Linked DNA regions of Mus musculus: regions 2 and 3 are each linked to region 1. A link is a loop called in an ENCODE intact Hi-C map of the cell type or tissue named here. Cell type or tissue: left cerebral cortex. All regions are shown on one strand. Each heading gives the region's core, and the rest is flanking DNA. Links, peaks and the distances in the headings are about the cores only. Region 1 holds the start of Furin (furin (paired basic amino acid cleaving enzyme)). Region 2 overlaps Blm (Bloom syndrome, RecQ like helicase). Region 3 overlaps Crtc3 (CREB regulated transcription coactivator 3).

The links. A loop is a pair of places that touch in the nucleus more often than their neighbours do. Peaks named below come from ENCODE experiments on the same cell type or tissue, not always from the same donor. Only the 100,000 strongest peaks of a DNase experiment are listed, where the experiment ranks them.
Region 2: a loop joins it to region 1, with 2.2 times the contacts of the local background. A loop is called at or near these places in 9 of 42 quality-filtered maps.
Region 3: a loop joins it to region 1, with 4 times the contacts of the local background. A loop is called at or near these places in 3 of 42 quality-filtered maps.

What each region holds. Positions count from the first base shown.
Region 1 is chr7:80,393,773-80,403,626 of GRCm38, forward strand. It overlaps Furin (furin (paired basic amino acid cleaving enzyme)), which reads right to left and starts at 9,040. Exons shown (of 16, transcript NM_011046.3): 1 at 8,758-9,040; 2 at 4,822-5,156; 3 at 4,323-4,421; 4 at 4,126-4,221; 5 at 3,350-3,478; 6 at 3,157-3,233; 7 at 2,188-2,276; 8 at 1,563-1,735. The coding sequence starts at 4,998. In left cerebral cortex, for the core only: CTCF peaks have their summits at 2,811 (motif pointing right), 5,590, 6,425 (motif pointing left) and 8,494; DNase peaks (open chromatin) are centred at 4,409, 5,220, 6,428, 6,898 and 2 more places; H3K4me3 peaks cover 2,011 bases; H3K27ac peaks cover 2,713 bases.
Region 2 is chr7:80,451,738-80,461,591 of GRCm38, forward strand. Blm (Bloom syndrome, RecQ like helicase) reads right to left here. Exons shown (of 22, transcript NM_001042527.2): 20 at 8,993-9,115; 21 at 7,076-7,259; 22 at 3,256-3,699. The coding sequence ends at 3,522. Among named protein-coding and RNA genes, the nearest start is that of Gm44851, 52 kb to the left of the region's middle. In left cerebral cortex, for the core only: no CTCF peak of the experiment used is centred there; a DNase peak (open chromatin) is centred at 5,685.
Region 3 is chr7:80,579,576-80,589,429 of GRCm38, forward strand. Crtc3 (CREB regulated transcription coactivator 3) reads right to left here. Exons shown (of 15, transcript NM_173863.2): 15 at 7,057-9,854. Among named protein-coding and RNA genes, the nearest start is that of Gm42398, 28 kb to the left of the region's middle. In left cerebral cortex, for the core only: CTCF peaks have their summits at 1,000 (motif pointing left) and 4,698 (motif pointing left); DNase peaks (open chromatin) are centred at 1,002, 4,690 and 5,784.

The DNA.
Region 1 (9,854 bases), core at 849-8,848:
TCATAGATGACTATGTATGTACAAAATCAAACTAGACCAGGCTCACACCCAAATGCTTAGAGTGGTGATCCCCAGAGGACGGGGTGATCCCGTCAGTATGGGGTGATGAGTGCTGTCTGTATGGTATGTGTACGGCCATGCATGCCATGGTACCCACGTGGCTCCCAGAGAGCGGCTGCGCAGAGCTGCTCCTTTCCTTCCACGTTTATACCAAGGCTTGAACTCCGGCATTAGGCCTGGGTGCAGACTATTTACCTGTTCAGCCGTCTCTTTGACCCCATCACTTAACTTTATTATTTTGGGTAGTGCTGAAATCAAAGCCATGGCCTCAGGCTGGGGATGTGGTTCTGAGGCAGAGGACCTGCCTAACATTGGTAATGCCTCGTTCAATGTAACACTGCAAACCTTTGCCCAGCTAAAGAAAAAAAATGGGGCTGGAGAGAGAGCTCGGTAGTTAAGGGCACCGGCTCTCTTGCAGAAGACATGGGTTTGATTCTCAGCACCCACATGATGGCTCACAAACATCCATAATCGCAGTACCAGGGAATCCAAAGGGCTGCATGCCATTAAAACATTTATACACATAAAATAAAAATAAATAAAATTAAGGTGCACTGTCAGTCCCCAGCTCCTTCATGTTTTTTTTTTTTTTTAAGATCTTTTCCTCTTTCTTTTATTCTTTCTTTTTTTTTTTTTTTTTTTATTATTATATGTAAGTACATTGTAGCTGTCTTCAGACACACCAAAAGAGGGAGTCAGATCTTGTTACGGATGGTTGTAAGCCACCATGTGGTTGCTGGGATTTGAACTCTGGACCTTCGGAAGAGCAGTAAGAGCAGTCGGGTGCTCTTACCCACTGAGCCATCTCACCAGCCCTCCTTCATGTTTTAATAACATTTAGTTTCTAATATTTCTTTTTATTTATAATTTTATTCTTATTATATGTACATGTACTATATGTGTGTCTGGTGCCCTTAGAGGACAGAAGAGGGCATCAGTTTCCCGGACTGGAGTTACTGATAGTTGTGAGTCACCATGTAGGTTCTGAGAACCACACCCAAGTCTTCAAGAGCAGCTAGTGCTCTTAACCACCGGGACATCTATCTAGCCTCTATTACATTCTACTTTACCACTTTTGTCAAGGTTAAAATTAATTAACCAGGCATAGTGGTACACACATGTCAAGAGTGGAACCATGGGTTCAAGGCACGCCTGGGTTACATGGCAAGTCCCAGGTCAGTCTAAACTATACAGAAGACTTTGTTTCAAAAAAAAACAAAAAAACAAAAAAAAAAAAAGGTCTGAGCAGAGGTGCAGTGGTGGCACACACCTTTAGTTTCAGAACTTGGGAGACAGAGGCAGGCACATCTCTGAGTTTGAGGACAGCCTGGTCTATAGAGTGAGTTCCAGGACAACCAGGACTACACAGAGAAACCCTGTCTTAGAAAACTGGGAAAACAAACAAAATACTAGGAAAAATAAAACAGAATAAGGAAGCGAGTGATGGAAAAGATGAACTCAGTCAGCCTGATTTCCAGAGCTAGATCAGGGCCCCACTTCACCTGGCTAACTCCCCGAAAGAAGGCCTCCTCAGCGAGCCGGGCTGGTCCATCCACGGTCTTGCCGTCGTCCTCAGGGCCCCAGCTGGCGCTGTAGATGTGGATGTGGTTGGGATTCAGGCCCAGCGAACGTGCCTCTACTGCATCAGTCACCTCGCCATCCAACATCCGCACCCCTGGCCGCAGAGGGGGTGGGAAAAGGGGTGCTGCGTGGGTCCAGCTGCCAGAGGCACCCATAGGCAAAGGCCCAGCTTGGACCCCAGGGAGGAGTAAGAGAGAGGAGTGGCCAGCATGGAAAACTCAAAGCCCCTTACATATTGTCTCCCACTGCCTTTCAAGAAGAGGACCTTCTCCCCAAGTCACACCGGTCCTCACTAGAAAGAGTCTTGGGCCTCAGGAACAAGGGACTAAAGGCTGTGCCATGATTTAGGAAGATTTCTGAGAGGCCTGCACCCACTCCACCATGCCACCAGCCCTGGGGTTCCAGTTTTTCCACTGGCTAAGAACTCTTCAGGGACTAGCACACTGCCAAAGGATCTATCATGGAAGATGTTGAATGGGCAGAGAAAACTTCAGGAGAGGACCCTCCCACTCTCAACATGTACCCAAGGCCAAGGCTCATACCCACCTCCAATTCGGGCATTGTAAGCTACACCTACGCCACAGACACCATTGTTGGCCACTGCTGCCACTTCCCCGGCACAGCGAGTGCCATGCCTGCGGATCAAGAGCACAGCGTTAGTGGAAGTGCACGGAGTGAAGGCCCTTGGGCTGCATCCATCATCCTATGTGTGTCCACAGCACTTCCCTGTGGCGCCTGATCAAAAACATCTCTAAGTTTGAGGCCAGCCTGGACTACAGAGGAAATTCCAGGACAGCTAGAGCTACATATGGAAACCAAGTCTCAAAAAACCAAACTCAAAACTCCCTTTGGGGACCAGGGATATAGACAAAGACTTCAGCTGTGTAGTTTTACTGTTGTTAGTGTTTTTTTTTTTTTTTTAAAGATTTATTTATTATATGTAAGTACACTGTAGCTGTCTTCAGACACTCCAGAAGAGGGCATCAGATCTTGTTACAGATGGTTGTGAGCCACCATGTGGTTGCTGGGATTTGAACTCTTGGACCTTCGGAAGAGCAGTCGGGTGCTCTTACCCACTGAGCCATCTCACCAGCCCGTTAGTGTTTTTAAGATTTATTTTATGTATATGAGTGCTCTATCTGCATGTACACCTGCATGCCAGAAGAGGGCATGAGATCCCATCACAGATGGTTGTGAGCCACCATGTGGTTGTTGGGAATTGAACTCAGGACCTTTGGGAGAATAGCCAGTGCTCTTAACTGCTGAGTCATCTCTCCATCCCCTTGTTTTTTTGAGATAAGGCAGCTTGGCTGGCCTGGAACTCACTGTGAAGACCAGTCGTCAAACTCACAGAGACCTGCCTACCTTTCCCTCCAAGTGCTGGGATTAAAGGAGTATGCCCCCATGCCTGGAAAGACTTCAGCTTTTAGGTGGGCCATGTGCCATTCACACTGAGCCTTGTGTCCTTGATGGGTAAGAGGGAGAGCTCAGAGACCAGGGACTTAGCACTCTCACCTGTTGTCATTCATCTGTGTGTACCGAGGCTGTGGGTCGGGGTCCTGGTCATTCACGTCAAAACTGGCTCCAGGGTCCTGGGAAGAACACGGCCCTCATTGGGAGCTGCCTCCCCACGCTGACAGGACAGGACAGGACAGTTCCCCCGAGGTCCCTGCCCAGGGCTCTCCCACCACTCTTTTCCAGCCCTTACATAATTGCCTGCTAGGTCGGGATGATTCTTCTCAATGCCGTCATCCAGGATGGAGACCACAATGCCATGGCCTGTGAAGCCCTGGGCCCAGGCCTCCTTCACATTCAGGTCTCGCTGAGTGACACCAGACTGCAGAGACAACCAGCCCATTACCAGAGATGTTTGGTTGTTCACTCAAAAGAATCAATTCTACCCCAAAACCTCTATCTCTACCCATCCCAGCTTAAAATGCCATTTCTGGGGACTGGAGGGATAGCTCAGCAGTTAAAAGTACTGGCTGCTCTTTCAAAGGACCCAGGTTCAATTCCCAGCACTCACTTGGTCACGACTGTCTGTAACTCCAGTTCCAGGGGGATCTGACAGCCTCATACACTCATGCAAGCACACCAATGTGCATAAAATAAAAATAAACCATTTTTAAAAATGCCACTTCTGGCTCCCATTGGAAATGTATAGATTCTGGGAAGGCTAGAGCAGTGGTTCTCAACCTATGGGTCGTGACCCCCCTGACAAATCTATCTCCAAAAATATTTACAATTCATAACAGTAGTTAAATTACAGTTATGAAGTAGCAACAAACATAACTTTACAGTTGGGGGGGGGGGGTCCTCACAACATGAGGAACTGAATTAAAGGGTTGCAACAGTAGGAAGGTTGAGACCCACTGGGTCAGAGGCAGAAAGAAGGGAGAAGAAAACAGAAGAAGCCAGGGTGAGCCTCATCCACTCACAGGACCTCACTGTGGTGGGGAGAGAACCAGAGTCCAAGGAGCATACCAGGTACCACTGCTGGGGGAACTTGGGGTCCGTGGGCTCCTGATACACGTCCCTCTTGGCTCTTCGCTTGGCTACCTGCTGCTCCAGCCACTTTACCTAGGAAGGAGAGGAGGATGGTATAGGTGTGGGGGTTGCAGAGTGAGGGCAGACTCAGAACAGAAGGGGGTGGCAGCCGGAAGGGCCAGGGCCACACTTACTTGAGGCTCCCTCTGTAGCCGGCTGTGCCGCGGGCGGTGAGGCGACAGGGACCGCTTTGTCACTGCTCTGTGCCAGAAGTGGTAATAGTCACCGAAGATCTGCAATGAAGCACTGAGTCTGAGATGGGCTTTCCATCTGCCAGTCCCTGGGGGAGGCAGAGATGGGGGTGGACAAGGCTGCTGGGGAGGCTCACAAAGGCAAGCGCCTGGGGGGGGGGCAATCTGTTCCCTGCTGAGGACCCACAAGAACATGCAGGGGATGGAGAGGGACACCATCCCCAAGATGTGCTGGGTTTTCTAAGCAACCTACAGGAAAGCCCACAAACAGGACAGTGTTACGGATCCCATCCCACCAGCCGCTCAGAACCTGCCTCTTGCCCAGACGCCCTGGAAGACAAGCTCAACAATTTCTGCTGCATGGTTTGAGAGTCTCTGCCCTCACTCTCTCCACCACCAGGTCATGTCCTGAAGTTACAAACAGGCCCAGTAAGAAGCTTACCTGGCCCAGGTTGTGGAAGCCATGCTTCTGCGCCACCCTATCAGCCACAGCTGGGCCTCCAGGAATGTGCACGGCCCAGGTGTTGGTGAAGATCTTCTGGCCTTGAGCATCAGCTGCCAGCAGGACCACGGCTCCTGCTGCTGCGACCACCCATAGCAACCAGGATCTCAGCTCCATGGGGGGGCAGGTGACTGGAACCCCAGAGCGCCTGTCTCCCTGGCCTGGTCACAGGGCCTTGGCTGCCACGTGCCTGCTCAGTGCCAGGGTCCCGGGGCTGACTGGTGGGGGCATGGGGCCGAGATGGGCAGGGCTGGAGGACAGGGTAAGGGCCAGATCTAAGGGAACAAGAGGAGGAAGGAAGAGTCAGTCCTCTCAGCCACACACTGATGCCGCCCCTCCTAGCCTCACGGCTGAGCCTAAAAGCAGTTTCAAAGGAGATGGACCTAAAAGGAGTTTCAAGGGAGATGGGTAAAACCAGCAAACACCTGAGGGGCTGGGAAGATGGCTCAGTAGGGACACTTACTGCCACCCAAGCATCAAAACCTGAGTTTGGAGTCCCAGGACCCACATTAAAGGCTTGGCAGCATTTGCCTGTAACTCCAGCACTGGGGGCAGGGCAGAGAAAAGAATCCCTGGGGCTTGCTAGCTGGTCAACCTAGCCAAGTCTGCAAGCTCCAGGTTTGGTAAGAGACCTGTCTTTAAAACAAAACAAAAACCAAGATCAGAAATAGGGGTAAGGGCTGGAGAGATGGCTTAGTAGTTAGGAGCACATACTGCTCCTGCAGGGGACAGCAGGGGACCAGAGTTCTCATCCCTGCACTTGTATTGGATCATTCACAGCAGCTTATAACTCCAGCTCCCAGGGATCCAACTGCAGCCTAGACATACAGACACAAAGACACACACACACACACACACACACACACACACACACCACAAACCCCCAAGGTGTCTCCGGAATAAATACAGCACATATCCCAAAGGTCAGCCAAACAGACACATGGGCCCACAGTCTCCCCCTCCCAAGCCTTTCTCCCATCACTAATACAACTACGGCTTGAGTTGCTCAAAATAAAAAGCAAACAATAACCAAAGAAAGATACATTATCAAATGGCATGTACACAGGATTCCATTTTGTTTTCTTAAAACTATACATGCAGATTTATACAAAACCACAACAAAATCTGGACGGATACAAGTTACTGCTTAACAGTCGCTCCTTGGAGAGTCTGAGAATTATGAGTAGCAATTGTTACTTTCTGCTTTGTGCTACTGTACGCTCTCAAAATATCCAGGCATATTTTATAAAAGAATAAATGTTGGCTCTTTAAAAAATGAACAGAGTCTACCCAACTCAATTAGGGCATCCTGGTTCAGCAAAAAGGTGAGCTGTAGGGAGTTATTTAAAAGACTCTCAGTCCCCAAGAGGAAAGAGTGGGTGACTCGAGTTGGGATGGAGGCTGAGGAGCCACACTCTGAGCATGAGGGATTCCTGAGGTTTTGCCACCCTCTAGGGCTGAGATGACAGCCATCTTTAGAGGCAGGGCCCAAGCTGTTTCCTGGGCAACTTTGCTCCTGCTAGTCCAGCCCTGCTGCCCCCTGGCGTGTTCCAGGCCCACCACCTTGCGTAATCTGAGCCAGGCTGCCAGGGCAAACACTGGCGCTGAGCCTGGAACACCAAGGTGAGGCCGAATCAGTAGCCCTGAGTGGTGTTTTTCCTCCTTCAGCAAACAGACAGCAAGACCTCTCTGCCTGGGGCCACATAACTGTCCCCATAAAGGGCCCCTGACTAGCCACAAGCCAAGCTCCTGGGGTAGGTGGCAGCTAGGAGAGGTTCCAGTAGGCTGCTGGGGATGTCCTGTCTAAGTGCCAGGATCCCGATGCCCCTACCATTCCCATGGCCCAGCCCTAGAGGTAGCCACTTGGCCAAATGGTAAAATGTAGATACCTCAGCACACTGCCCTGTGGAGCTGGGCAGATCTGCTAGCCACTGGGAACGCCAAGATTCTCCAGGAACTGCCACTAGCTACCCAGCCTCCCTAACTGCTGCCATCTCACCCTATAGGCTGAGGGGACTCCACACACAATCCTGGAGTATTTTCAGTTTACACCAAAATAACCTGACAGCTGATGGCAGGAGACATCCACGAGGCAGACTCCATGCCTGAAGGGCAGAGTCCAAAGGGCTCCGAAGACATGCCTCAGAGTTAGAGCTCCGTGCCTCCACGTAGAAACAGGACTCTTGCCACATCTAAAACCTCTTTAGTTTAGAAATGTGCAGACTCCCTGCTCCAAGTTTTGAGACCTGCCTACAACTTCCAAATTATGGCTGGGTCGGTCTGGGTCTAGCCCAGGTTTCAGCAAACTATAGATGGGGCCACTGAGACAGAACCCCCACCACACCTCGAGAAAGATGGTCTGCTTCCCTCCACACCAAGTCTCCCCAACTGTGGTAAGGGTGGGATATGAATTCCAGACATCAGAGAGCCCTGCCTCGTCATCAAGACACATAGGAGGATACACACACCACACACACACACACACACACACACACACACAAAAGAACTGTGAACAATGAATGAACAGGCTTCTCCCCACCCCCATTCCAGACTCTGACTCACCCTCTGAGTCCCAGTTGTCTCAAAACCAGGAGACTGGATATATTTCTAGCCTCTCTGGGTCAGTTTTGCCCAGCCATCAGTGCTGGGCCTGACTAGAGAATAGGCTATAGTACTGTCCTAGCTCTTTTCTTAGGCAAAGCCTTTCTGTCTCTCCCTAGAACCTACAGACAGAGATAACCACAACCATTCCAGGCATAAGACGGGCACTTACCCCCAGGTGTGGCTGCTGTTTCTAGGACCTGGAGACCCAGCTGAGGCAGCCACAGAGCAAGCCACCAAAGACTGCTGGGAAACCCAATCAGGTCTCTCTTTCCAGCAGAGACCCCAAGGCAGGTCCTGTTACAGGCACCTCCCAGGAAATTTTAACTCCTAGTCCCTGCTCAACTACTTACACAAGTCATTTCCACTCTCTGGGCCTCAGTTTCCTTGGTGGTTAAAAACTATTAGGACAGAGGCTTTCAAACTTTTTTTAAGCCATAGGATCCTCTTTTTAAAAAAATACAAATTTTAGATAGAAGCCCAAAACAGGAAACACACACCTAATCTGCTCGCCCACCCTCCTTTTCTATGTCCACACCTGGCCAGCAGCCACATGCCCTCACTGGGCCACATCACCTGCGTCGTCTTGGCACTTCCCAAGTCAGAGAGAATCCCAGTGCTTCAGAGAGATGAAAGTCCACTTCCCCTAGGCGCAAAGCCCTGGGGCGGTGGGAACGGCGGCACCGAGCAGACTAGTGTCTGCTGTCAGACCTGTATGGCAAGCAGGCCGCCCCTCGGCTAGCCACCCGATGGATGGGGGCAGCAGGGGCCTCGGCCAGGCCTCGGCAGGAGGCAGCCCGGAGCGAGCCTCCCCCAAGCCGGCCTGTGCGCGCACGCGAAATCCGCCCCCGACCGCTCCGGCCGTACAGGTGTGCCAGGCGGCCGAGGACCCCGTGCCCTCCCGGGAGCGCGCCCCACCAGGCGCAGGCCCCGGCCGCCGGGGCCACGGAGGACCGCGGGCAGGCGGGAGCACCCAGAGTCCGAGGAATGCTCTGCCTAGCCCGCCCCAGCAGGGGCCCCGCCGGCGCTTCCTGAGGTCATAGGGCTCGCCCCGGCCCCAGCGGAAAAGTACCGGCGCGGGCCCAAGCCCGGCGCTCAGGTGGGCTGCGCGGCTCCCGTCCTCCCGCCGCGGCGGCCGAGAATCCGCGACCAGAGCCCGGCGGCCGGCGAGGCCCGGGGCTGCGCCGCCCGGCTCCGCGCTCCCCCGCCCGCTCCGGGCCCGGTTCCCCAGCGCGCCGCCTCCCCGGCCCCGGGCCGCGCGCCCTCGCCGCTTACCCTGGGGAGCCCGGGCGGGGAAACTTTTCCGGACGAGCGCCGCGGCCGCTCGGGTACCCCTCGGCCGAGCACGGAGCCCGGCGGCGGGGGCCTGGCTCCGGCGGTCCCCGCGCCCGGCAGCGGCGTCACGGCGCGCAGGCGGGGAGGCGCGGCGGCGCGGCCTCGGCCCGGCCGGCGACCAGGGCAAGGCTCGGCCTGGGCTCGGGCGCGGGCGGGGGGCAGCGGCCCGGCCGCGGCGGCGCGGCTTGTTTACTCGGGCCGCTGTCACAGCGGCGGCGGCGGCGGCGGCGGCCCGGGCTCCTCCTCCTCCGCGCCGCGCCCCTCCCCCTCGCGGCGCCACCTCCGCGCTCGGCGGCCGCAGCCGGCCCGGCCCGTTCGCCGCCCGGGTCGGGTCAGGCCGGGCCCGGCCGGGCCCGGCCGGTGTTCAGAGAGCTCCACGCGGCGGGCCCTGCGTTCTCGGGGCGCCCTGTCTGCGGCTGCCAGCGGGGCGGGTAGGGAGCGTGGTCCCTGCGCGCCACCCCAGGCCCCTCGGTCCGCACCGCGTTAGGCTCTTGGCCCCGCAAACTCCCGGGCAGATGGTTTCGGAGACCCGGACTGGGAGCCCGCGGGCGAGATGGCGAGGGAAGGGCCGAGGGTCGGGGGGTTTGGGGAGAGTCCAAGCTGGCCCTGCCTTGCCCGAGGTTCCTGGGTCCCGAGTTTTGAGTTTGGGGATAGTCAAGGGAAGCGCCCTGGGATGGCGGACCTGGGGCAACTCCACTCTCAGGTCGGATCTCACAGCGGCAGGGCAGCCCTCGTGCCTCCAGTTAGAGGAGTCACAGTTTTATTTGCTTTTGTAGAGACAGGTGGATAAACAGAAATAGCCCACCTCCTTTTATGGTTTTTTTTTTTTCCCAATACTTTTTTTTCCCCCTGCAACAACGGAGAGCTAGGCACTGGGCCAATCAGTTCACCCTATCTTCTCCTTATGTACATTCCTTAATCCACATAATCCGCTCAGGATGACATTATTAATCCCACTTTACAGATAAGGAAACTGAGGCACACAAAGTTTAAATAATTTTCCTTAAGCTACACAACTTAGCAGGCCTCAGACTTGG
Region 2 (9,854 bases), core at 1,855-9,854, 59 kb after region 1:
TCTTTTTTTTGAGGGGGGGAGGGTAAGCTCTGTACTGTGAACAGACCTCAGTGTAGGACCATACAGAGTATTATCCCTGCCCCCTCCTGCCAGCAATCAGACCAAATTCCATTGTGCATACTTGGGGGGATGTAGGGATCTAGCCCCGGGCCCTACATGAGGGTTGGGGAGAATGGCCTACCTTACCAGGGCTCTGTGAGCTTAAGTTCTGGTTTATCTTGTTCCTTGTTATTTTTAGCCATCAGCAGAGCAGGTCCAAAGGCTACCCCAACCACTGTGTATCTTATTCCCTCCTCCTCATGTGGGTCGATGAACCAGGAGGTAAAAAATAGGAGGTGTAGTGTTTGGAAGCCTAAGCTTACAAGGTCTGGACCTTGGAGCTTTGTTCTGTCCTACACAGCTCTGAGCCTTTGCCTCAGAGCACTTAAGAGCTAAGCATACAGATCACAGCACCCTGCAGAGTTGCCTTCTGGGTGAGACTCTTTGGTCCCCACCAGGGAGGCTACCCAGAGACTGTGAGAGTTGACGAGGAGGCTGTCAGAGCGCTCCGTGAGGGAATCTGTTCAGGACACAGTCCCTCTGCCTAGACTCTGTGCCCTGGAGGCCTTACCCAGCCTGGGGCCAGACTTCCAGGCCTATGGTAGTTCCTACCTAGTTATGGAACTGGAGACAGTTTGGCTGGGCTTCTGGAACTTTCTAAAGATGAAGGGAGTCTTCTAGGCTATGGTGAGATGTGGAGGTACAGCAGTTTCTCAGTTAAGAGCAGGGCCCTGGGCCTCCATGTCCTCCTGTGGAAAAGCTGTAGCTGAGCTGTGCAGGTTGGCTGTCCTTGGAGCCTCCTGTGAGGCAGCAGCACAGGGCAGGGCAGGGCAGGAGGGCCCGAGGCTTTGGGAAAATGCGGCTGGGAGAGGAGGCTGGATTGCTTAGGGAAAGAACAGAGATTCGTGAGCATGTAGACCTGGATGGGACATAACTGCTGTCCTAACTGCAACATGTTTGAGAGTGTGTTAGCTACACCAGGAAACCCAGAGACAAACTGGGACTCCAGGGTAGAGCCCGTGTCACCCTACTTGTCTTAGGGTTTTACTGCTGTGAACAGACACCATGACCAAGGCAAGTCTTATAAAAACAACATTTAATTGGGGCTGGCTTACAGGTTCAGAGGTTCAGTTCATTATCATCAAAGAGGGAGCATGGCAGTATCCAGGCAGGCATGGCGCAGGAGGAGCTGAGAGTTCTATGTCTTCATCCAAAGGCTGCTAGAAAAGACTGACTCCCAGACAACTAGGGTGAGGATCTTAAGCCCACACCTACAGTGACACACCTACTCCAACCAGGTCACACCTATTCTAACAAGGCCACAACTCCAAATGGCGTCACTCCCTGGCCCAAGAATATACAAACCATCACACTACTCATTACCACTTCCTCGCTGTGTGTGCTTGGGCAAGTTACATAAACTTTCTGAATCCTGCTTCCTACACAGAAAGGAAAAGGACACTACGATGCATTGCTTCCCAGGCTGGCAGAGGATGAGTGTGTGCACACTGAGTGGCCTTGGCATTCACTTGACTCTTCATGTTTTCTCTTTGAGGTCATGGAAGATCATTTGTCCTTGGAAGTGATCAGAGGCCACCTATCAGCTCTGGAATACAAGGACCTCAGGGGTGTATACATAAGACAGAGAGGTTCCATGAATGCTGGCCAAACTCGAGGAGTCAAGCCTCCACATCACTGTTCCTAGGGGAAGGTTTCTCTTTAGCTTCTCTTCAAGGCTCTGCCCCACAGTTACCTGGCAACAGCTAGGTATGCCTAAGTATAAAAGGGGCTTTTTGTCCCCTCCTGTCTCTCTTGTCCTCTTACCCTCTAAGACCTTTCTCTCCCCACTCCCCTCCTCCCTCTGTGTTCATGGCCGGCCTTTCTCTCTCTCCTCCCGCAACTCCCCTCCCATGTCCTAAATAAACTCTATTCCATACTCTATCTGTATGGCTGGGACCTCAGGGGAAGGGATGCCTCGGCATGGGCCCACAAAGGCACCCCCTTCCACCTCACCATACCTTGGTCTAACAAATGTATCTCTGGCTTCCCTTTCTCTTTTCTTTATTTTTATTTTTGGCTTTTCGAGACAAGGTTTCTCTGTATAGCCCTGGCTGTCCTGGAACTCACTGTTGACCAGGCTGGTTTCAAACTCAGAGATCTGCCTGCCTCTGCCTCCCAAGTGCTGGAATTAAAGGCGTGCGCCACCACTGCCCGGTCCCTTTCTTTTGTGATAAAACACAAACGTTTCTGTTAGACATTTCCTGGTGTCCTGTCTTATCATCTTGGAGAGAGGGTCTCATGTGGTCTAAACTGTGGTCAATGTCTCACCTTCCTTAAGGTGATCGCTATGCAGAACATCTTCACTGGGCCCCAGCTCAGGCCAGTTTCAGTCACTTGCCTTTGCTCGCTTCCTCTTGGGGTTGCCCAAGTGCAATGGTGCATTTCCCAGGGTACCTGCTCAGACTGGAGGCCACGTTGGAGGAAGGAGGCAGCTGCACTTTCTGTATCAGTTCCAAACAGAATGCTTCTCCAGAGCTGAGTGAAGCTCTGGGACTTGCCTGAAGCAGAGTTGCCTTTGATACAAACCACCGTGTGTACAAACCTTCCTTCTGGATGGGCCGCCACAGAGAATGTTGGGCCTTGCCAGACTCTCTCCAGGTAACCTTGGCTACTTGGTCCATCCTTTCTTCTTTTCACCCCGACAGGAGTCAAAAGAGAGCTTTCAAAGGCTTATTCAACAACCAGCTCTCAGCTAACACATTTGGCTGGTCTCTTCACTAAACTGCCAAAGGTGGTCCCTCAGCATAGGTGTATGGCCATCTGATGCCACCCCAGTTCTGAGGTCTCAAGACAGTGGTCTGCAGGCTTCTAGCTCCCTTCTCCGAGTGAGGTCAAGGATCTGGGCATTACACAAAGGGCAAACTAGGAAACATATCAATATTTAATACATTCTTGTGAGCAATCTATTTTATTTATTTATTTATTTTTGTTGCTGTTGTCTGTCTATCCTTTCTTTTTCCTTCCTTTAAAAAGAGAATGTTTCTCATTGCCCACATCGGTCCTGAACTCCTAGGCTCAGGTGATCTTTTTGGCTCAGCCTCTGTATATTATAGGAATTACTATGTAATACATTTTCTGTTTCCTCTGTCATTTGTCAAGGCTGCCTCACACAAGAAGTTCTACAGTTTCACAATGTCCCATGCTGCCTTCCCTTGGCTTCAGCAGTCATGTTCCCCTCGGGATTTCCTGGGGTGGATGATTCAGCCATTGCTACAATTGTTACAGATGCTCTGAGAAACAATGGCCACTACATGTGCAGTAGCACCAAAGAAAATGTTTATTTAAAAATAAGAACTATCACATGAGATACATTTAAATATTAATAGATAGAAGTGAAAACTTCAAATGCTGTAACAAGACTAACAGCTTTCTATTCACAGATGGTCAGATGCTGACAAACAAGATCTATGCGCAGAGAACTGTTAGGAGAAGGCATATGAAGGCCTGAGGAACGTTCTATTTACAGGCTTTGGAGGAGCCATAATCCCCAGTTTTCTACTGGCTGATGATGTTGCCTGAGAAGCACATGAGGCCGAGCGGGATCCAGTTACACCATAGAATTTACTTTTAGAAGTCGTTTTTCTGCATGTAGTAGAGCCCCTAAAATGTGGCAAAGAAAAGAAAATTAAAATGCTAAATGAGACGAAGTTAATAATCTTGTCTGTTAACTTGCCAGGAGAACAAACATGATTTTCCTTGGTCTTACATTTGTCTGCATTTTCTGTCTGGAAACCCCACGAGAGGGTAAGTTGCCCTACCCCAGTACACAAGTATGCTCTGAATTTCTTTCTAAAGTATCTCAGTTCGTGGCCTGTGACCAACCACAGACTCTCCCTCTAGCCACACCTTCCACAGCCTATAGCCGGAATCCTCTGCCTCTGGGTCTATTCTAACAAAGAGGAAGTGAAGACCTCTTTCTCTTTTTTTTTTTTCTTTTTTTTTTTTGGTTTTTCAAGACAGGGTTTCTCTGTATAGCCCTGGCTGTCCTGGAACTCACTCTGTAGACCAGGCTGGCCTCTGCCTCCCAAGTGCTGGGATTAAAGGCATGAGCCACCACTGCCTGGCATGAAGACATCTCTTAAAGACCCCAAATCTCTGGCCATCAGATACCCTAGAATTACTGCACTGACCCAGATGTGAGCAAGGCAGCTTTGTGCAGAGTGGAGATGGGGCAGAGCCTCTGGGTGGCCTCATCCTAGTCACATAGTCCTAGGAAGGCTGCATATGTGGCTCCTTAGGGAGGACCAAGCTGCCTCATGCAGTGGTCTGGCATGTGTCAGGGCCACGTAGTCAGCAATTCCCCTGCCCCAACACCCAAAGAACTGCCAACTTGTCCTTTCTGCTTACTGCCTCCTACAAGAAGGGAAGAGGGCCCTGCCAGAGCCTGAGCTGTGCCCTGCATATCACTTCTTTGCTGACCCGAGGAGAGCAATTTTCTAACCCTTGATAAAACAAACAAAAAGTGAACCACCTTGTCAGCTGGTTTACAGTGACAGTGGGCAGTGCAGAGGTGCACCATCAGTTGTATAATCCCGGGCAGTTAGTGGCATCCTAGGGCATGCTGCTGGGGTTAGGAAAAGTTTTTCAACATTGTAAACCTCTTGCTGGAGGGAAGGCAATCTCATTGCAGATCTGGCGGAGAAGCAGCCTCAAGTTTCCCTCTGCTGACTTCCTGCTGAGGAATGAAGCCCGGAGCAAACCCTGCTGTTTATATGGATTTACAGAACGCATCTGCCAACAGCAGCCTCCATTTCAACGGCTCATCCATTTTCCTCCCACTCAGAAAGCTCAGAACACACCTGGCTCATTGTGTGGCTTTCTGGAGACGTGAGCCCCAGTGGTCTGTTGGGGGTGAAGGGCTCTTGGCAAGGAGCCCCAGTATTCTCTCACTGCACAGGTGAGCAGCCCCGGGGCTGGAATCCCCCTCAGGGTGGGCTGGAAAACCCAGAGGAGCAGAGGAGATGCCAAGCAGCTGCTGATGGTGAAGAGTCACCAAGCTGGCAGGCAGAAGAGACCCTCCTTACACACAGACCGACTACACTTAGATGGAAACCGGAGCTGGCTGTGGGGCACTATGATGTTGGTTTTGTTTTCTGAGATAGAGTCTCATGGCACAGACTGGCTTTGGACTGTGCGTGTGTGTGCGCGAGTGCGTGTGCGAGAGAGCGTGTGTATGCATTTACGTATTTGCTTACTTTTGTTGAGACAGGGTTTCTCTGTAGAGTGCCGGCTGGACCCAAACGCAGAGATTTGTGTGCCTCTCAACTGCTGACACTGAGGCACGCATGACCATGTGTGGCACTGAACCACAGATTACCTTGCACTCTGATCTTCCTGCCTCCTAGCTCCCGAGTGCTACAGTAAACCTTTATGCCTCGTGCAAATTTGAGTTTTACTCCTTATTAAATCAGATTACAGGCAACATGGCAAAGAGCTCCTTTCTCACAAACAGCTGCTGTGCAAATGAAGTGAAGGAGCCAGCAGCAAAGAACAGTGTTGGTCTCTTCCCTCCCAACAAGTAGAAGCCAGATGTCAGATCGCCCACGGTTTCAAGGAGTGTCCACAGACTCGCAGAAGTGAAAGTGCTCTGAGCCGTCAGGCCAGGCCAGTGTCCAATCCTACCTCTGAAACGGAGTAGGCGAGACTGGCCTCAGGCAAGCCCTTCCCTCCCACACAACACAGGCCAGGCCAGTTTCCCCATCCTAAACCCAAGGGGGTTGGACCAGAAGCTTTTTAAGGTCTCATGCTCTGTGAGCAACTAAGCAAATGAGTGCTTCCCAAGGGGAGGAATAAATGAAGGAAATGAGAAAATGTCCTCACTGAGGAATATCTGATGGTCACTTGCGCACTCAAAACCACAAAGTTAAACCACCATTTACAAATGTCTTTAATTGTGTACTCTGGAGGAAGGTTAGCACATGTAAGAAGTCTGTTTATGGATTTAACAAGAAATGACAATTTGGTGACATTGTCTGCCTTTCTCTTCCCCCACTCAATCTTGTTTTTCTCACTTAGAAGGAGAAAAGGTGGAAAACTGCAAACAACAGCTCAGAGCCATGCAGCTTTGGTTCCTGTTCTAAGCAGTTCTGTTACAGTATGCACTTCTCTGGGGACCACCATCTCTGGATTGAGGGCAGGAGGTGATGGGCATCTAGCAGGGGAGAAGGAGGAAGAGGGGGAGGGAGGGACTCTTGGATACAGTCCAATGGTGGAAAACATGCCTGCTGCCAAGACCTGGCCACTCTGACTTCGCTTCTCCTGTGCAGACATGCTGCAGCCAAGCAAAGGGAGGAGAAGACAGAAACCACTTACACAGCCCCCAAGGAAACTTGGCTTGTCTGGCCTTTGGATTTCCCCAAGTGGTCTCCTCTCAGCTATCCTGCCAAGACTAGGAGACCCAGTCTCCCGGGCATTAAAAGTAGCAGGGAGGGTGGGGAATGCGCTGGGCTAGCAGTGCTCAGTTAGATTGTAGGAAGCTATGGGCTGGACCTCAGCATTGCATAAACCAGGTGTGATGGCCCACATGTAATCTCAGAAGTTGGGAGGTGGATGCAGGAAGAGTATAAAGTCAGGGTCAACCTTGGCTTTAAACTAAGTTCAAGGGCAGACTGTGATAGAGGAGACCCTGTCTCAAAAAATAGCAGAGAGACCCAGAGAATCCTGCAGCAGAGGGAGTGCAGCAAACACTTATAGACTCCCAAAAGCCTGAAGGACACGGCCGTGTTATTTACTCAGGGTGTTTTTGGTGGAAAATACTTTAAGAAGAATAATTACCTCAAAAGAAACAAAAATTCCAAGGTAAAGTCAAAGTTTGAGAAGTTTTTGCAAATTAGATTACTTAAAAATCCAAAGTCCTGCTTTTACTTTGGTTTAGGGGCTAGCCATCAATCTATTAACTATTGACTGTTAGAGCAGCTATATGCACCCCATCCTCCCCGTCCCCCGGATGCTACAAAGACATAAAGACCATACATACCCCTTTGCTCTGAAGCCACCGTAACTAGTTCTTCTCCTCTTGGGCTTATGGGTGGCTGACATTTTCTTTCTCTTTCTTTCATTTCTAGTTTGATTTGCAAAGTAGTGAGAAGATACAGGCGCTTCCTCCTCCTCCTCCTCAGTGTCCTCTGGGGCGCCTCTGGCGCCTGGGGAACCATCCTCAGCTACAAACAGGAAATGCAGACATTTACAGGTGACCCTGGGTTTGGAGCCCAATACCAGCTGCTTTCCTGCTGAATGGATTCAACACCTCAGCAGGAATTAAACATTTTATTTTGAAAAGCTTAAGTATGTTCAATGGCAATTTATATTTAATGAGAGAGAATCAAAACTCATTACTTACAGATTTTTGTGATAATTTTCAACTCAACTGGAGATGTCAGGTTTAGTTCACACTTTACTGCATGAGGCCTATGTTATTTTACATTGTGCAGCTAACCCTTGCGAACTGAAGTAAAGGCTGCCATAAGTGTTAGCTGATTTTATTTATCATTTTAAACATGTTGAGAAAATAAGTCCAATATAAAAAAACCAACAAATTCTGTTCTTCATCTTTAACCAACAGCCTCTTAATAAACACACCAGAAAATTCAGTACTGTATTTTACTCCTAAGCCATTTCTCTGCATAATTGTTATGAACACGTGGCATATCAAGCAGGAATTTGGCCTGAGTGAAAACATACATTTGCCTAGAGTTATTGGAGAAGGAACTTTAACTGAGAGAGTTCTCCCACCAGACTGGCCTGTTAGGGATGCTAGGGCATTTTCTTTTCTTTTGTGTTTTTTTCTGAGACGGGTTTCTCTGTGCAGCCCTGACTGTCCTGGAACTTGCTCTGTAGACCAGGCTAGCCTTACTTCAGAGATCCATCTGCCTCTGCCTCCTGATTGCTGAGATTAAAGGTGTGTGCTAACATTGCATGACTTGAATTTTCTTGATTGATGGGAAGGAGGAACACAGCCCACCCTTGGTCATGCTGTCCTTGAGGTGGTCCTGAGGTAAATGGAGGCAGAGGCTGAGAAGTTGAGAGGGAACAAGTGAGTAAGCAGTGTTCCTTCATAGTCTCTGCTTCAGCCCTGGACTTGTCTTGCTTCAATGGACTACAGCTCAGGATACATAATACAAACAAACCCTCTGCTCCCCAAGTTGCTTCTGATCACGGTATTAATCACAGCAATAGAAACCTGACTAAGACAGCAGGTCCACTGGGGATGACAACTTAATGCTGGCGTGTAAGTGGACAGCACACTGTGCCCCTTCATCCCCTACAGCAAACTACTCCTTTTTCTCAGTTTCCCTCATCCAGTGATCTCTATACCAGTGCCATGGCTTGTAACGAGGCACCACAGGACAGACCTAATGCAGCCTCTGGCAACCTCTGCTTTGATGTCCTCACAAAGTCAGATTCTTCCAATGGCAAGAGTGTTCCAGTGACACATCCATTTTCCCAAAGCACGTAAGAGCTACTCTAACATGTTATCTTGACAAGCTTGCTAGATAACATGTCCCTTCCTTACATGAGAACGAACAGTGAAGCACACTGGGGATGCTGGTGTCCTGCCAGGATCACATAGTGAGGTGATAGTCCATCTGGAATGGGTGCCAGGGATCATGACTCCTTGGCCACTCACTTTGCCTTACCAAAACAACAGCGTGTAGGCCCTCGGGCAGGCACAGAGGCTCCCTCCCACCTGTGCTCCATCAGCAGCTTTAATGCCGGGCTTCCTAACTACCTGAGAGGTGCCTCACACACTGGGACTGTTCTTAGGATTGGAACTTCAGTGTAACAGGTGTAGGATGCATTAACTACCTGGTGCCAGCTCAGGGAGACGCACTGCTTAACAGTAACACAGTTCTGAGAGGGGCTCACAAGTAAACAGGTTTGGAGGATACGGAACCTGGCACTGTCCATTCTGAGTACTTCTGTAATACTGGAATCACTTCTGCACCATATTTTTCCAGCTTGTCTTCGGTAACACCATCAATCTGAAGCAAAACCTCAGGATCAGAAGATAAAGATTCTGTGTGTGGATATAAAATTAAGAATTTAAATCACCACTCATGGAAAAACCACTGAATTCATGTGCATCTGCTCATTTCACTCATGCTTGTTAAGAGCCAACTATTGCTGGGACCGGATCCATGGGGAGTTTTCTAAAAGGTGAAGTTAGACTGGAAATGCAGCACACAGGCCAGGAGGCAGGGCCCACTGTCCAGTCTCAGCAACAAAGGCACAGATGTCAACGTAGGGGGTGGGAGCCAGCCAAGTGCCTGTGGAAAGCTAGGGTGGGCCCTGTGCTAAGTGTTCAGGCTTCCAGCACACTGTCCCCACTGCCAAGGCTTGTCTAGCTGCAGGACAAATGTCCCCGTATTTGTAAACAACACTGACATTCTATGTCTAGCTCTGCAGACATACACACTCCATCTCAAGAGACACACTACACTGAATCTGCCCCGACACTGACTGAGTCCTCATCTGGTTAGTCCCATGCAGGTGAAGCAGGGACAGTACACCTTCTTATGGCTCAAAGGTCACGCTGGCTGCTGTTTGGGAAAGAGTAGAAAGGGATGCTTATTGGCTCTGAAGGAGGAAGAATGGAGCAAGCTGGATGTAGTGGTAAAAACCAAGGCTTGGGTTTGCTCTGAGCCAAGAGCGTTGGCTTTGGAGTGAAAGGGTGCTAATCCCATATCTCTGCCTTGAGCAGAGGGTAGATTTCAGATCCTTTCCAGTCACTCTTATGCTTGGAGGAAAGTGATAGA
Region 3 (9,854 bases), core at 744-8,743, 190 kb after region 1:
GTGGGTGTTTTCCACTGGTGATGGGGCCCTTTTCGAGCAGTACTGGGATCCAAAATTCTTTTTTCCTTAAGGAAAAAAAAAGTGTATATGTATCTGGGTGTTCAACCTTTACATGTATCTGTGTACCACATGAGAATCCCTCCCCTCCCCACAGGGCCAGAAGGTTTCATATACCTTGTGGGTCTGCAGTTGTGAGCCACCATATGGGTGTTGGAATGACTTCCAGGCCTCTGGAACAGCAACCAGTGCTCTTAGCCACTGAGCCACTGCTTTAGTCCCTCAAACACGAGTTCTTGGCTATGCACTCATATTGATGTTACGATAAGAACATTAACGGAGAGGCTGGACAGACAGCTCAGTAGTTAAGAGCACTGGCTGCTTTCCCAGAGGACCTGGGTTTGGTTCCCAGCACCAGTATCAGGTGGCTTACAATCACCTGTAACACCAGCTCCAGGGGATTAGAGCCTCAGAGGGCACTTGTGATTCCATGTTCATATCCATGCTCAGACACATAACACCTACACGTAATTAAAAACAGTAAAACTTAAAACAAAACAAAACAAAACACTGATGGATTGGTCCCTGAGCCTCCTGTGGTCCTCCATATTGAAGTTCCGTGGCATCCTGTCTTTTTCTTGGCTTTGGTCTCCTCCTTCCCTTTCCCTTGGGGTTTGAACGCCTTCCAGTCTCTCCATCTACCTCTGAACATAACTTCTCATGCGGCTCCACAAGATGTTGGAGCCTGAAAGGACTCGGGGCTCAGTCTGAAAGCTGCTGGTAGCCACACCAAGCACGTGGAGATGGACTGGCACTCTAAAGATGCTGAGAAGTCTTTTAGCACAAACCCCTCTTCACTATGCAGCTACCACCCTAACCCTACACAGGTCCCCATCTGTGCACCCTGTCCTCAGCACCCAGAAGGACCAGTGCTTGTCCCAGGAATGCCGACGTTCAGGCCCCCCAGGGGAGGAGTGGTTAGCAGCAAGTGGCTGCTGCCACCCTGTGGGGTCACACAGGAAGTTCCTCAGAGCCAAGCCAAGCAGCTTCAGAAAGCCTGAACTGGAAGTCACATATCATCAGCCCCCACTGCCCTGCCTGATTGCAAAGGGAGGGCAGAATCAGCCATGTAGGTCGTGGAGAGGCAGAGTTTGGACGCCACAGGCTGTCCTTAGGGAGTGTGCGTTGGCAAGCTAGCCAGCTGATGTGCCGACACCAGGGCTCCAAGGAGAATGTCGGCAGAGCCCCTTGCATGGACTGAGGAATCGCTCAACGATCAGGCCTCCCAGAACCTTCTCTCTGGAGCATGGCCATTAATTTGGTTTAACTCCCAGACTCTCTGTCTCTCTTACTAGTGCTTCAGACTCCTGAGAGAGTGCATCTAATGGGCTGCGTGGATGGGCCAGCATTGTGGAATTTCATGGCCCAGTTCCGGGAGGTGAGGGCCCAGGTAGCCTCCAGCTTGCAGAACTCCGTCCTGGGCCCAATAAAAGACCTGTAGATGTTTGCAGAGGTTTGTTTGTTTGTTTGTTTTTTGGAGAGAATCAAAGCCCCTGAAGAAACCACCAGAGGAAAAGCCTGATTTTAAAGGGTTGGAACAAGTAACAAGCAAACATTGTTAGAGGTTGGTCTGGAGGCTCCTGAGGCTACGTAGGCATTGGTATCTTGAGAAGGTAGAGCAGAGCTGCCGGCTCCCAGCTGCTCTGGAGCCAGCACAGCTGCAGAGGCAGCCATGAGACCTTTCTGAGTAGTCCCAAACACTAAGGTGTTCACTTCAGAAGTCGTGGGCCCATTGCTTCTCAGAAATCATTTTCTCATGGTTTGAGGTCTTTGTAATAAAGGACTCACTTTAATATAAAGAATAACCAGAGGTGGTGGGATAGGCCTGTAATTCCAGCACTGGGGAGGTGGAAAACAAAAAGTGGGGAGTTCAGAAGTTGTTCTCAAAATGCAGCAGTTGGAGACTGGTATGGACTATAGAACAATAGCTAACAATAAATAACAATAGCAACAGAATCCAAAGACTAACAGCAGAAATGGAGGATGCTCATCCTGTAGTGATGGGGAGGGGAGGTGGGGCGTCCCTCTCTTTATCTGATAAAGAAACTGAGGCAGAGAGCAACCACCAGCTTGCCTCTTTTTCACAGTAAAGGGTGGAGGGCAGACATTAACCCCAGTGTCTCACTAGAGAGTCCATATGCTTAGGCCCCATGTCTGCTCCTGAATGGGGACCCTGTTTGCTTCTATGGTCCTGGCTGATGTCGGGATGTTTCTTTTCACTCCCAGAAGGATCTGGTTTGGGCAATGCATGTCCTTTGCTATCACAGGAAGACACTGGTGGACAGTTTGCAAAGCCTAGCCTACAGCTGCTGTGTCCATGGATTCTGGCCCCTGGGTCTCCTTCTCTTGGGCCCCTCCTGTGAGATGCTTCATGAAGCAGCTAAGATTTCCTACTTCAGGGGCTCGTGTTGATACTCAGAAAACCATTCAACTTTCTCCCTGCTCCCTCCCAAGGGAAAAGCAGTCTGTCCTTACCCATGTTGTCAGCAGTTAGTCTGTCTTTATCCATGGTGTTGCCATTGTAGTTAGGGGTGGGCAATCACAGCCCAGAAATAGAAAATGGAAAGTTCCAGAGATGCATTTTTCTCTTTCTCTTGGCCTTTTTGTTTTTGAGTCAGAGCCTCAGGTAGCCCAGGATAGCCTCAGATTCACTATCCTCCTGCCTCCACCTCCAACGCGCTCAGGCTACAGGCATGTGCATCACAATGGGGAAGTCTTGCTTCCCCACGGGTATATGTGAACCAGAGGCAAGGACTGTCTAAATCAATTCTGACTTCCCAGTTCCCAGCTCAGTAGCCTCCAGCACCATCTCTCTCTCTCTCTCTCTCTCTCTCTCTCTCTCTCTCTCTCTCTCTCTCTCTCTCTCACACACACACACACACACACACACACACACACACACACACACAGAGTCAGGACTGCCCGGTTATTTTCTTTAGTTCCAAATTCTAACACTTCAACCATCCATCACCAACTCCGAGTCAGGACTCCCGTACTTATATTGGGAGGCATAGCAGCACAGTAGTTTTTTTTCTTGTTTGTTTGTTTGTTTGTTTTTCCCTATCAATTTCCCCCAGGCATCAGGCATAAATCAGGCTGTTGTAAAACCTTCAAGGTTGGCAGCAGAGAATCCAGACACCTGTGGCTGGGACTAGCTCAGCCCTTCTGGCAAAGATTCCCTGATGACAAAGGCTTAGGAGGAATGGGTGGGGGATGAGGAGTGGGAAGCCCATTCTGCAAGGACAGGCCAGAGCACGGAGTCCACACCCGGAACAGCGGCCAAACAATGGTGGGAGCGAAGGTTACCGGACAGGATGTAAATAGTGCAAGCCTTGACAATGAGAAAACTCAAACTCATAAAATGTGGGAGGGGAAGGAGCCCGGAAGTGGTGACGAGCTCATTTCCTCTCCTAAACTCGGGTCCTCGGGAGATGCCGTCTGTCCGTCTGTCTGTCCGCAGTCCCAGTCTGTCAAAAGCACAAGTCAAGCACTTAGTATTGTTCTTTGAAAAAACGTATTAGCGACGTAAAAAGCATGTGACTCTTTGTGGCTTGGTAACTTTCCCCATCACATCTAGATTTCCTTTTGTTCTGTTAAACAGAATTTTTTTTTCTTAAAAGCACACTATTACTGGGGCGCATTCCCCTACCGCTGATCCTTTCTCTATCATCCACGGTGCACACCTCTCTACCAAAGCTGCCTGGGTACCAGCCAGCCCCAGTGATTTCTAGGAGTTCCAGGTTCCAACCACTTGAAAGCCTAGCCTCAGGGGTGTGGCTCGGCGCTGTTTTGCATCTGTGATCATGAATGTGCACATTTATAAAAACAAGGCTCTTTCTTTCTGGACAGTGGTAGAGATCAATTCAGGGTTTCACTTTCTTCCCCAGGCCAGTAAAGCCCTTTAAAACACCTTTTTTTTTTTTTTAAATTTTACATTAAAAAAAATGCATCCAGTGCCTACAGAGGCCAGAAAAGGGCATAGGCTCCCTGGAACTGGAGTCTTGAATGGTTGTGAGCTGCCGTGCAGGTGCTGGGAATTGAGTCTGGGTTCTCTGAAGAGCAGTCAGTGATCTTAACCACTGAGTTCCCTCTCCAGCACCTCTCTCTCTCTCTCTCTCTCTCCATATATATGTATGTATGTATACGTGTATATATATGTATGTATTTCTAAGACAGGGTATCATGTAGCCCAGGCTGGCTTCAGTCTTGTCATATAGCTGAGGCTGGCCGTGGACATCTGTCCCACCTCCCAAGCATTCGGCTTCCATGTGTATAGCAGCTTGCCCGGCTTCAGGATGTAGCTTGAAGCCTTGGGAATCCTGTGCCATGGCAAGGACAGAGACAGAAAGCAGGAGGTCGTGGAGTCAGTCTCCTTAGGGTCAGGGCCTTGCGTGCCCACTGGCAGATAGGTGACCCTGAGCCTCTCTGCAGTTCTTTTAGGTTGCTGGAAGGAACGTGGGTGTGCAGTGTCTGATCGTTGGTAGTGGTCACTAAGGATGCTGATGGCCTTCTGTCACTGTGGGCGTCAGTCCTTCCTGATGCCAATCTTCAGAGACCCAGGGGATCAAGTGGCTCTCTTTCTTTGGTTGTTTCCCCTGTCCTTAGAACCACTCGTACAGCCTCAGCTCCATCTAGTGTTCACATGGGGACACAGCCCCAAGATCTTACTGCAAATCTTACTTTCCAGAGCTGCACAGTGAAGCCCATTTAGAGTAACCCTCCAGTGCTAATATTTGGCATTTCAAATCAAGTGTTGTACAAGCCCAGTACTCTAAGCATCAGTACATATTGTCCTCAAAGGGACAGATTCATGTAACAAATAGTTGTAAAAAATGATGTTGACTGCCAGGTGTGGCATGGCTTCAGTTCCAGCGCTGGAGTCAGAGGCAAAGGAGGATCCCTGTGAACTCCAGGCCAGCCAGGGTCTTAAAAAAACTGACATCGGCTGATGGAATTCTTGGTGCCAGGAACAATTCTAAATTCTTGAATTGTGCAAGTTCACTTCCCACAACCCAGTATCATGACATGGAAGGTGTTTGTTTCATTTCAGAGGTGCAGAAAGATGAAGTAAAATCTGTCCCTCTGAGTGGACGTGATCCTTTAGGATGCCCGTGTCCCAGTGGCTAAGGACAGTGCTCACTGAACCCCATGGGCTATAAAAGGATGAATTGGTGTGGGGGGAGGGAGGTGGCGGTGAGGTCTAGGAGGTGAAGGGGGCATGGGGTGTGTTGTTTAACCAGTATCCACTGCAGAGATGTATGAAATTCTCAAAGAATGAGCAGAAAATATGGAAAAAAAGCACCACTCTGTTGAGTGTAGACGGGGCTGCTGGGTGAGCAGGGGTGAGGAGGGAGCCAGAGTGGGGGCTTCTGAGTGTCCCACTGGGGCTCAGGCTGGATTGAGTGTGGAGAGAATGGCTTACTCAGCAGCTGGAGCACTGGGGTGACAACTGTGACCACAGAAAGAGCTTAGCAGCAGGGAGGTAGTGACTGAGCTCCGACTCTATGCCAGGCACAGGGATTCGGCATAAGGGCAACAGCCACGCGCCCACCTGAACCCTTGAGAACTGTGGGCATGGAAGGCCAATACTGAGGGATGGTTTCTCACCCACAGATTTTTTCACTTTTAACAAGGTTTATTCTTCTTCTGTGCTTTGGTGTTTTGCCTACATGTGAGGGTGCCAGATTCTCAGGAACCAGAATTACAGATAGGTGTGAGCTGCTAGGTGGGTGCTGGGAGTTGAACCCAGGTCCTCTGAAAAAGCAATCGGTACTCATAACCACTGAGCCATCTGTGCAGTCCTCACGCACAGATTTGTAAGTAGAAGGTAGGTGGGGTGGCACGTGGATGAGACCGAGGGTGAGGGGTACACGCTTGGCGGAAGCAGATGATGAAGGACTATAGGGGAGTGTGTGGGCCTGAGGGAAAGGGTGTAGTCCAAGGGAGGGCTTCTGGGTTGGGGGAGGGTCAGCAGGATAGGAACTAACAAGGCAGGACCCGAGAAAGGCTCCAAGTGTTCAGTGTGCACAGGCCAAGGGAGTTCACAGCTGGGTGTGGGAGGTGATGGGTCTGCGCTCTGGGGAAGGCAGGAGATAGCCTGTAGTCTGAGGGAACTTGAGGAGAAGCGGCTTGCTTTCTGTCTTAGGGAGGAGACTGAGGCAGATGCAAAGGCTGAGGTAGAGGGCCTTGGGGTGGGAACTCAGGTAGTTCTTGGAGGAAGAACAGAGTAATGACACAGGAAAGATGAACCCAGGTTAGACCGATGCACCATAGGGGAGGGGGAATAAGGTAGTGAGAGATTTGGACAAGCTTAGGGGAGGGGGATGAGACAGAGAACAGAGGAGGAAAAGATCTGGGGGTGGCTGGAGGGGAGAGAGTGCTTCACAAGGTTTCCAGAGGGACCCAGAGAGAGCAGAGGACGGGTTGGTGGGCAAGGTGGGCTGGCTGAGTTTCTGAATAGAAAAGGCCAGGTATGGGCAGTCAGAGCAAAGAGAGCTGTCTGCAGGCTTCCTGGAGGCTGCTAATCCCAGGGACCAAGCCAGGAGTCAGGGAGAAGGGCCTGGATGAGGTCACACATGCTGAGAGACCAGGGCTGAGGTGGACTCTGAAGACGCTGGTCAGAAGTGGGATGTCTGAGGGAGATTTCAGGAGTCACCCCTAATCCAAGCACTCAGTGTGGCTGAGGGGGCATGCCTCTGAAGAGAGGCATGGGAAGAGGTGTCAGCGCTGGACTGGGACAGAACAACTGGGTTAAGGGGTGGGGCAACTGCCAGGGTGAGGCAGGAGACTGAGCCATCCAGGGAGCCCTGTCCTTGTTACCCAGTTTTAACAGGACTGTGCGCCTTTGATATATAACGAGGAGGCTCAGGAAGGGCTGGCTCAGGACTCAGCCATGGTTGCAGATCAGTGACTGCCAGCCAAGGAGGCAGAGATGGTTGGAGAAGCTGCCCACCCAGCCCTTCGTTGCCCCCAAGGCTGAAGAGAAACACCGAGAGCAGATACAACCATATTGTGCTGCTTTTAATTATGAAAGATGTAAAATGATGCATTATAAAACTTGGAAGCTACTTTATACAAAGTCCGATCTTTCAATATTGCTTAACAAAAGGCCGGGAGTTAGGACACTGGCCGGAAGTCTGACTAGCTGCTGGGATGGCCCCGTTCTGGAGCAGTGGGAACACTGGGAACCATCTGTGCATAAATCAGAAGAGCCCAACAGGAAATGTCTTCAGATATGTGCACGAGCATGAATACACGACCTCTCGGCCCAGAGAATATACAGTAGACTTGGGGGAAGGGAGCAGGGCAAAGGAGAGCTCATCCTCACTTCTCCCCACACTCGTGTGCTAAAACCCACCACCCTGCAGTGCTGGGGAAGGGCAGCTGGTGGGACAGAGAGAAGACACTGAAGAGAGGTCTGGGGAAGCCGGTAGCCACTTCAATGCTGCCGCCTAAGACAGGCTAGTCACAAAGGCAGCATCGAGTGCAGGCTCACACGACTGCAGCAGGGCAACGCAGTCTCCTGCTGTACTCAACACCATGTAGACCGGTAGGCTCTCTAGTGGCTTAAAGCTACACACATGAAAAGATCAGGCTGATAGGCCTATGGGCAGATTTAATTCAGTGCTACATTGTCTCTTTTGGTTTTTGGGTTTTCTTTTTTTTCAACTCCCCCCCCCCCCCCCCCCCCGCCCCTGCAGCCAGCGCTTTCCCATTGGCTGGAGAAAGCCTCAGGAACAGGGCAGCGTAGGGTATGGGGTGAGATCTCCCGTTACGCCTTCACCAGAGGACAGCAGCTGTGCAAGCAGGGATTCTCCTTCAGGGTCCTCCCCCTCCTGACCCTGTCACCTCACACCTGCCTCTTCCCCGGTGTGTGGGCGTCACCGACACGATGATCCCACGGATCAGGCTCAACGCAGAGAGCAGATTGTGCTGGAAACCCCTTCCTCTCAACTTTTACATCAGCATCGATCTCTGCCTGAAGACGGACACGGGAGCTGGCTTGAGTGTGTATGCTGGGGCGCTGGGCAGCTCAGAGGAGTGAAAAGCTTCCACTTTAACTAAAGTCACCCCGGGTGCTCTGGGATCTCAGGACCAGGCCAGTGGCATGGTCAGGGGAAGAGGATTCTAATTTAGTTTCCAATTAAACAGCAGAGACTGGGGCACGTGGCCGCACAGCTCCACCCGGCTGTCTGAAGAGCCGCGGTGTGGGGAGCTGGAGCAGCCTCTGATTCCCAGGCTTCCTCGCCTCAGGCACAGATGGGTCAGCTTCCTTCTACTCCACCCTTGCTCTCCTGGGTGGGGACAGCCACTGAGCCTCAGCTTCAGCCCATGTCGCAGGAAGGGGAGCAGGCGTCAGGCAAAAGTTCTCCTCCAGGGCCCTCCTCACCCACCCCGGCTCCTCCCTTGTGCTGGGTGGACATCACTTTCCTCATGTGGGGCTAGGAGGCAGGTGCTGGTAGAATCTGCTCAGATTACTTACTGTGTGAGAAGGCGTTAATGAATAAAAGAGTCCCATGAACCAGGCCTTCTTTCTTTCTTTTTTGTTTGTTTTGTTTTGTTTTGTTTTTTCGAGACAGGGTTTCTCTGTGTAGCCCTGGCTATCCTGGAACTCACTCTGCAGACCAGGCTGGCCTCAAACTCAGAAATCATACTGCCTCTGTCTCCCAAGTGCTGGGATTAAAGGCGGGTGCCACCACGCCCAGCCAGGCCTTATTTCTTAACCTCAAAGTTTGCACCTCTATTTTAAGCAATTTAGAAAAAAAAAAAAAGGAAAAGGTCCGAGAGGAAGAATTTGCTGTGGGGGCCCAGTCTGGATGCCAGGTGCCCCACACTCCTGGGGCTTGGTGTGATCAGCCATGCTGGATGCACTGGATGATGTCCACCTAGCTGCTGAGGGACATATTCCCTAGGAGGAGTGGCGCTGAGCCTAGTGGCAGGTCTGGTCACCTAGTGTTAAGGCACACTCAAGTGAGTCTGAAAGGTGAAGCTCTGAGCTAAGGCAGGGGACAGAGAGAGCTGCAGGTTAGACCGCCCCACCACGAGGCACAGTCCCTCTCTCCTCCATCCTGGGTACATGCACTCCTACCAGGCACTTGGTGGGCACTAGGGGTCAATACAGAACAAGGCACAGTTCCTGCCCTCTGGGAGCTTACAGTCTAGTGGGCATTGCATTAAACTTGAGGTCTGCAGGGCAGCTGGGGAGAAGGGCAGTTCAGCTGCCCTGCACTAATACGAGTCCCAGCAGCTCCTTCCAGTGGGCTGGAGGGTGGCAGGCCTAAGAGGGAGGGCATCTTGTGCAGGTGACACACCTGTAGCCTCCCTTTCCTCCTCCATTCTCCTAGGAGCGCTGTCCTCCTTAGGCTCATCCTGTTTCCAAGGACATTTTTTTCAGTGAGCAAACAGGTCTCCCTCTCCTCCTGTCTGTGAGGGAAAGGTGCGCATACAGGAAGCAGCAGCAAAGAGATCATAAACCGGGAGGAAGCAAACTGCCTTCAGTTTGCCTAACTTAAGCCTGCCCTGGGACGGCTGGGTAAGCTTCTTCATTTTAAGTGAGCCATTGGACAGAGTGATGGCTGGGCCCAGAATACCCGCCAGCTGGAGGGCTGCCTGGCCTTGGCGGTCAGACAGAAAGGCATCATGGTGCTCTGGTACCGTTGTGTGACACTGAGCCAACTACACGGGCCCGAGGCCCCCAACTGCCTCCTATAGCGTTCCATCTTCAGTGCTGATGGGAATCTGAGGTTTGGAGCACTGACGTGTTACACAGCATTTTCTACATTTACACACTGACTGAC